2 separate regions of the Homo sapiens genome follow, and region 1 is linked to region 2. Evidence: chromatin contacts called from ENCODE POLR2A ChIA-PET data. All regions are on one chromosome and are shown on one strand. The core of a region is the stretch at or near the end of the contact, and the rest is flanking DNA. Distances in the headings are between cores, read along the strand shown. Region 1 overlaps HIPK1 (homeodomain interacting protein kinase 1). Region 2 overlaps LINC01357 (long intergenic non-protein coding RNA 1357).

What was found. ChIA-PET counts read pairs that join two places held with the same protein, here RNA polymerase II (POLR2A).
Region 1: POLR2A ChIA-PET joins it to region 2 with 11 read pairs in activated CD4-positive, alpha-beta T cell. The contact joins two enhancer-like sites. POLR2A ChIA-PET finds 5 or more read pairs at or near these places in 3 of 52 experiments (GM10248, PC-9 and activated CD4-positive, alpha-beta T cell).

What each region holds. Positions count from the first base shown.
Region 1 is chr1:113,933,164-113,936,118 of GRCh38, forward strand. All of the region lies in intron 1 of HIPK1 (homeodomain interacting protein kinase 1), which reads left to right. Among named protein-coding and RNA genes, the nearest start is that of HIPK1-AS1, 5.1 kb to the left of the region's middle. Within about 2 kb of position 1,546, at least 2 of the 41 ENCODE cell types and tissues checked have a DNase peak (open chromatin) inside an H3K27ac peak, as active enhancers do.
Region 2 is chr1:112,870,837-112,873,682 of GRCh38, forward strand. The region is part of intron 1 of LINC01357 (long intergenic non-protein coding RNA 1357); the gene reads left to right. Among named protein-coding and RNA genes, the nearest start is that of MIR11399, 9.8 kb to the right of the region's middle. Within about 2 kb of position 1,466, at least 2 of the 41 ENCODE cell types and tissues checked have a DNase peak (open chromatin) inside an H3K27ac peak, as active enhancers do.

The DNA.
Region 1 (2,955 bases), core at 296-2,795, 1.1 Mb after region 2:
CTATTGATTTTGATACAAAGCAACAGCCTCTGCCACACTGAAGAAGTGAGCTTTAAGCAGAGACTAGAAGGGTAAGTAAAAGTTAGGAAAAGAAAAGCCTAAGGGGGAAAATGAAGTTCAGAGAGGAAACATGTTGAAGGAACTAGGGCCAGAGAAGGCAAGGTCTATTGTGGGAACCCAGAGAGACTTGGTAGTATTGGAAGAGAAAGTGCCTGGGGAAAAGCGCAGATGAAACAAGGCTGTGCAAGTAATCGTGGTCCAGATCTTGCAAGGCCTGGTAATCCAAATTAGGAATTTTGGTGTTTGTCCTAAGGTTTTAAGTGGGGGATAGGTACACTTTTTTTTTTTCAGATGTGCATTTTTAAAAGCTTCAGTTGAGAGGTGAATAATGAATTGGGAGAGGGGAGCTTAGAAAAGGGGCTTGAGGCCAGCATCGTGGCTCACACCTGTAATCCCAGCACTTTTGGAGGCTGAGGTAGGTGGATCACTTTAGGAGTCTGAGACCAGCCTGAGCAACATGGTGAAACCCTGTCTCTACAAAAAATACAAAAAAATTAGCTGGGCGTGGTGGCATGTACTGGTAGTCCCAGTTACTCGGGAGGCTGAGGTAGGAGGGTGGATTGAGCCCTGGAGGTCCAGGCTGCAGTGAACGAACCATGATCGTGTACTGCACTCCGGTCTGGGTGACAGAGTCTCAAATAAAGGGGGGAAGTTGAGAGTACAATTTGGAGGAAACCAGTTAAGCTGTTTAAGTATGGGATTGTGCAGTAGGGGTGGAGAAAACTTAGGAGAGTAGAGAGAGATTTAGGTGTTCTGTTGGGAAGAATTTTCTTCCCAAACTTGTCTCACTTTGTTTTTACAGAAGATGTACTCTTATCATCTGTAAAAAATATGTATCAGAGTATGTGATAGACAATATGTATACCTGTGTTCATGTCATCTGAGGATAAGTGCTGGAGCAAGAAATCAATATATAGTACAGTTTTTAGGTCATTTGGCTAACCAGCTGTTAAATTGTATGAAAGAGGCAAAGATAACATTGAGCAAAAGCAACAGGAATTTATTACTGGTGTGTCAGGAAAAAGGTTACTGAGGGGTAAGGACAAATCAATGGAAAATGATTACCTGGGTTGTCTTATCCAACTGTTCCATTCAGGGTTATAATATTTGGATCCTTTTAATAAGATTATTTGCCTATAGTGCTTATAGTGTGGAGCACCCAGTAAATAATGTTAAATGGATGTGACCATGCCAGGGAGTGGGAAAGTTGTTAATCTGTTTTTGAAAGCCTTGGATTCTAGCTATTATCTTTTAGCAATAAGTACAAGTACCAATGATCTTTTGCCCATCATTGCTACTTTGGTATTAATGAACTGGGCAAATTTGTCATTATATTGAGATGGTTAAGTCCTTGGAAAGTCAGATTTGAAATGTAAAGACTTCATTTATTGCTGGAGTCAAGAGGCGCAGCATTTTCAGGAAGTCAAAAATAACTTTTTATGCCAGGTACGGTGGCTCATGCCTGTAATCTCAATATCGTGGGAGGCCAAGGCAGGAGGAGGATTGCTTTAGAGCAGGAGTTTGACACCAGCCTGGGTGACATAGTAAGACCTCATCTCTGAAAAAAAAAAAAAAAAAAAAAAAAAATTAGCCAACTGTGGCATGTGCCTGTAGAAATTAGCCAAGCGTCCTGGTGTGTGCCTGTAGTCCTAGCTACTTGGATGGCTGAAGCAGAGGATTGCTTGAGCCCAGGATTTCGAGGATACAGTGAGCTGTGATCACACCACTGCATTTCAGCCTCACTGACAGTGGTGAGAACCTGTCTCAAAAAAAAAAAAAAAAAAAGAATCAGCTGTTTTTTTTTTTTAAACCTTTATTTTAGGTTCAGGGGTACATGTGCTGGTTTGTTATATAGGTAATCTATATGTCACAGGGGTTTGGTGTACAGATATTTTGTCGTCCAGGTAATAAGCATAGTGCCTGACATTTATTTTTTCTGATCCTCTCCCTTCTCCCACCCTCCACCCTGAAGTAGGCCCCAGTGTCTGTGGTTGGCCTCTTTGTGTCCATGTGTTCTCGTTCTTTAGCTCCCACTTTTAAGTGAGAACATGCAGTACTTGGTTTTCTGTTCTGTGTTTGTTTAGGATAGTGGCCCTCCAGCTTCATCCATGTTGCCTGTTGCTGCAAAGGACATGGTCTTGTTCTTTTTTATGGCTGCATAGTATTCCATGGTGTATATGTATCACATTTTCTTTAGTCTACCATTGATGGGCATTTAGGTTGAATTTCATGTCTTTCCTATTGTGAATAGTGCTGCAGTGAACATATGCTTGTGTCTTTGTGGTAGAATGATTTATATTCCTTTGGGTATTTACCCAGTGATGGGATTGCTGGATCTAATGGTAATTCTGTTTTAAATTCTTTGAGGAATTGCCACATTGCTTTTCACAATGGGTGAACTAATTTATACTCCCATCAGCAGTATAAGTGTTCCCTTTTCTTCACAACCTTGCCAGCATCTGTTATTTTTTGACTTCTTAATAATATTCATTCTGACTGGTGTGAGATGGTATCTCATTTTAGTTTTGATTTGCATTTCTCTAATGATTAGTGATGTTGAGCAATTTTTCATATGCTTGTTGACTGCAAGTGTGTCAAAAATAGCTTTTTAATTTATTGAGTTGCTATTCACATTGAATTGAAAATATCTGTAATTTGCCTCACAGATTCTGATATATAGTAAGTTTTCCACAGATGTTAATTCTGTTTTTGTTGTTGTTGTTGTTTGAAAGCTCTCCACCTAGGAAGAGAATTGCCTCCCCACTTGCAAAGGCAAGTTTAATAGAACATAATATCTTTATCCTGTGTCTAGAAATTGCTGTTTTAGCTGAGTTTCAGAGTAGAATATAAATAAGAGTCTGTTGGTTTTTCTAGGCCATTGTGATTCTGTATTTT
Region 2 (2,846 bases), core at 216-2,715:
GGCCAGGATCAGAGATGGTTGCCCACACTTTTGTCCTTTCTCTTACTGAACTGGAGTTTTGAAGAGGCCATCACGCGGTCTACCCCCTTTAGAAGGAGATCTGCAAAAGCTTTAAATGTTTGCCCTGAGCTCTCAGTTTCTCTGGTTTTTCCTTTTCCCATCTCTCTCTCTCTCTCTCTCTCTCTGAGCCCCACCCCACTTTCCCTGCTGCCCCATCCTCTGTAATTCAGCTACAGCCAAGCTGTAGCTTTTCCTGTCTAGCCCTACCCAACTCAGGGACCCATTCTTCTCCCCATTTCAAGCCCCATAGGCCTCCTCAACTCTCCCTGGAAAGGAGAAACCGGCTCAAAGTGAGTTGAGTGGAGAATTGGGAAAGCTCTTTGAGACTTCTGGAGTTCCCAGTAGCAAAAGGAAACAGGATAACAAAACAGGGTGAAACCTGAATGATGGCATGGAGGGGCTGGTGGGGGTGCTCACAAGAGGTAGGATGGAAAAGAACTGAAAACAGAAAGTTGCCCTTACCTTCCCGGACTTGAGGGACCTGTGACTCTAGGCAATTGAGGGTAGTTGTCTTGCCAAGGTGATAGCATGTAATAGCCCATAATTACCCATAATGACTTCATGAGGCTCAGCCTAGGTGGGAGCCCAGGCATTTCAAGATAATGTCTTTTCTTCCCTTTGTATTCTGAGTGTGTTAGCTCCCTGCATGGATTGAAAGGTGCTTATTAACACAAGTGCCCTTGTTAATTAGGTTGGTTCTGACTTACGTGCTACTTATTAGATACTCAAGTCAATATGGATAAGTGTCCTGCTTCTGGGCCAGGGACAGAGAAAAAGCCAGAAAACCCACTTCTCCTCAAAAGGTGTCTCTGGTGTCCAGAAAGGACAGAGGATGCTTCATTTTTATGGTGCTGGGATGAGCTGAGGGAAGGGGAGAAGCAGGAGGCAAACCCTGGTGGGGGCGCTGCTGGAAGGAGACAGCTCACAGGACACCACCACCACAAGCTGAGCCTCCACTTTCCCATCTGTGATGTGGGGTTTAGAACCAGAGTATTGGCATGAGAAAGGATTAGAGATGAATGCCCACTTTTGTCCTTGTAAGAAAAAATTGTGGAACTTTGAAATTAAGTAGGAGTCCTGGCCTAAATAGTTCATCCTTCTAGATTATCTCTTTCTTTATCTCTTCCTAGTTTGTCTTTTTTTTTTTTTTTTTTTTTTTTTTTTTTGAGACGGAGTCTCACTCTTGTCGCCCAGGCTGGAGTGCAATGGCGTGATCTCGGCTCACCACAACCTCTGCCTCCCAAGTTCAAGCGATTCTCCTGCCTCAGCCTCCCAAGTAGCTGGGATTACAGGCGCCTGCCACCATGCCCAGCAAATTTTTGTATTTTTAGTAGAGACGGGGTTTCACCATGTTGGCTAGGCTGGTATCAAACTCCCGACCTCGAGTGATCTGCCCACCTTGGCCTCCCAAAGTGCTGGGATTACAGGCGTGAGCCACCACACCCGGCCCCTAGCTTTTCTTTGATTAGGATATTTTACCACTCTGTAGAGATAACAGTTGACTTGTAAAAATCTGGTAGTAAGACAGTTTCCTTCTAAAGAAATGCAAATTGCATCAATTGTACAGTGAAATGCAGTTGATTCTATTCCTTTGGTATGATAGGGTTCACGACATACTACTCCAAAATGTGGCACCTCGGCATTCGAGAAAACAAGAGAAGCTGGGAGGTTTCTCTGGCCTTCTCCCACTGTTCTCCCACTGTTCTCCCCTGAGGCAGGCCATAAAACTGAATTGAACTTCTCCTGAAGTAGGTCATAAGGCCCTCATTTCAGAGGGGTTCTCTCTATATCTGGAGAAAAGGAATAAAGACACAGAGATGCCAAGAAGAATCTGAACAAACAGGCCTTGCTAAGTTCCCCCAGTTCCCTCCCGCTCCTGTCTCTGACTCCTCTGCCTTTCCCAGAACACAGGGAGAGGCTTTCTCTGAAGTTCCCTTATCTGACCAAGGGAAGTTTCTTCAGAAGGAATGCAGTTGTCTTGGGCCCTCTCCCTACAATCTCATTAAACAGAGAAGATTAACTCACAGGAAAGGAGACTGGAGTTGACACCAAACCCAGAGCCCAGACGAACTTTGTGACACGATATTGCCTGTTCTTTGGGCCCATTCATTCCCCCTAAGAATCGTTTACTCTTTCTCTAAAATTGCCTAGAGCCCCCACCTCCCTTACTGCTATGAAGAGGGCATTTAAGCTTCAGCTATCTGGCCCTTTGAGTTTACTTTGTGTGACTCTCATTTGTGTAACTCTCTTGCACTTGCATATTAATGAATTCATCAGCCTTTTCTCCTGTTAATCTGCCTGTTGTCCATTTATTTCAGCAGATGCTATTATCAAACTTTCAGAGGGGAAGTGTAAACTTTCCTGCAATACACTTTTGGCTTTTGATCATACTTCTGCATGACTGCCCATAAAAATACACAGATTTTTCAGTTCTTTTGGGTCTTTGTTTCTGAAGGCTCCTGTGTTAAATAAAATTTAAACTTTGGTTAAATAAAACTTTGGTTAAATAAAGATGTATGTTTTTATCTTGCTGATCTGTCTTTTGTTATAGGGGTCACTGCCATGAACCTTGCAAAGATTAGGGAAAAGATAATACTTTATCACACATAAATATTGACCAGTTTTTTCAGTTCTTCGAGTTTTGCATCCACTTGTAAATGCATCTCAACATTCTTTATCTGACTCTAAACTTGATAGTTTTCTTTAAAATGGACTATAATATTCAAATTATATTAATGAGGGTTTCCTTATTAATTAATGAATTAAATGTTTTGCATTTTATATCT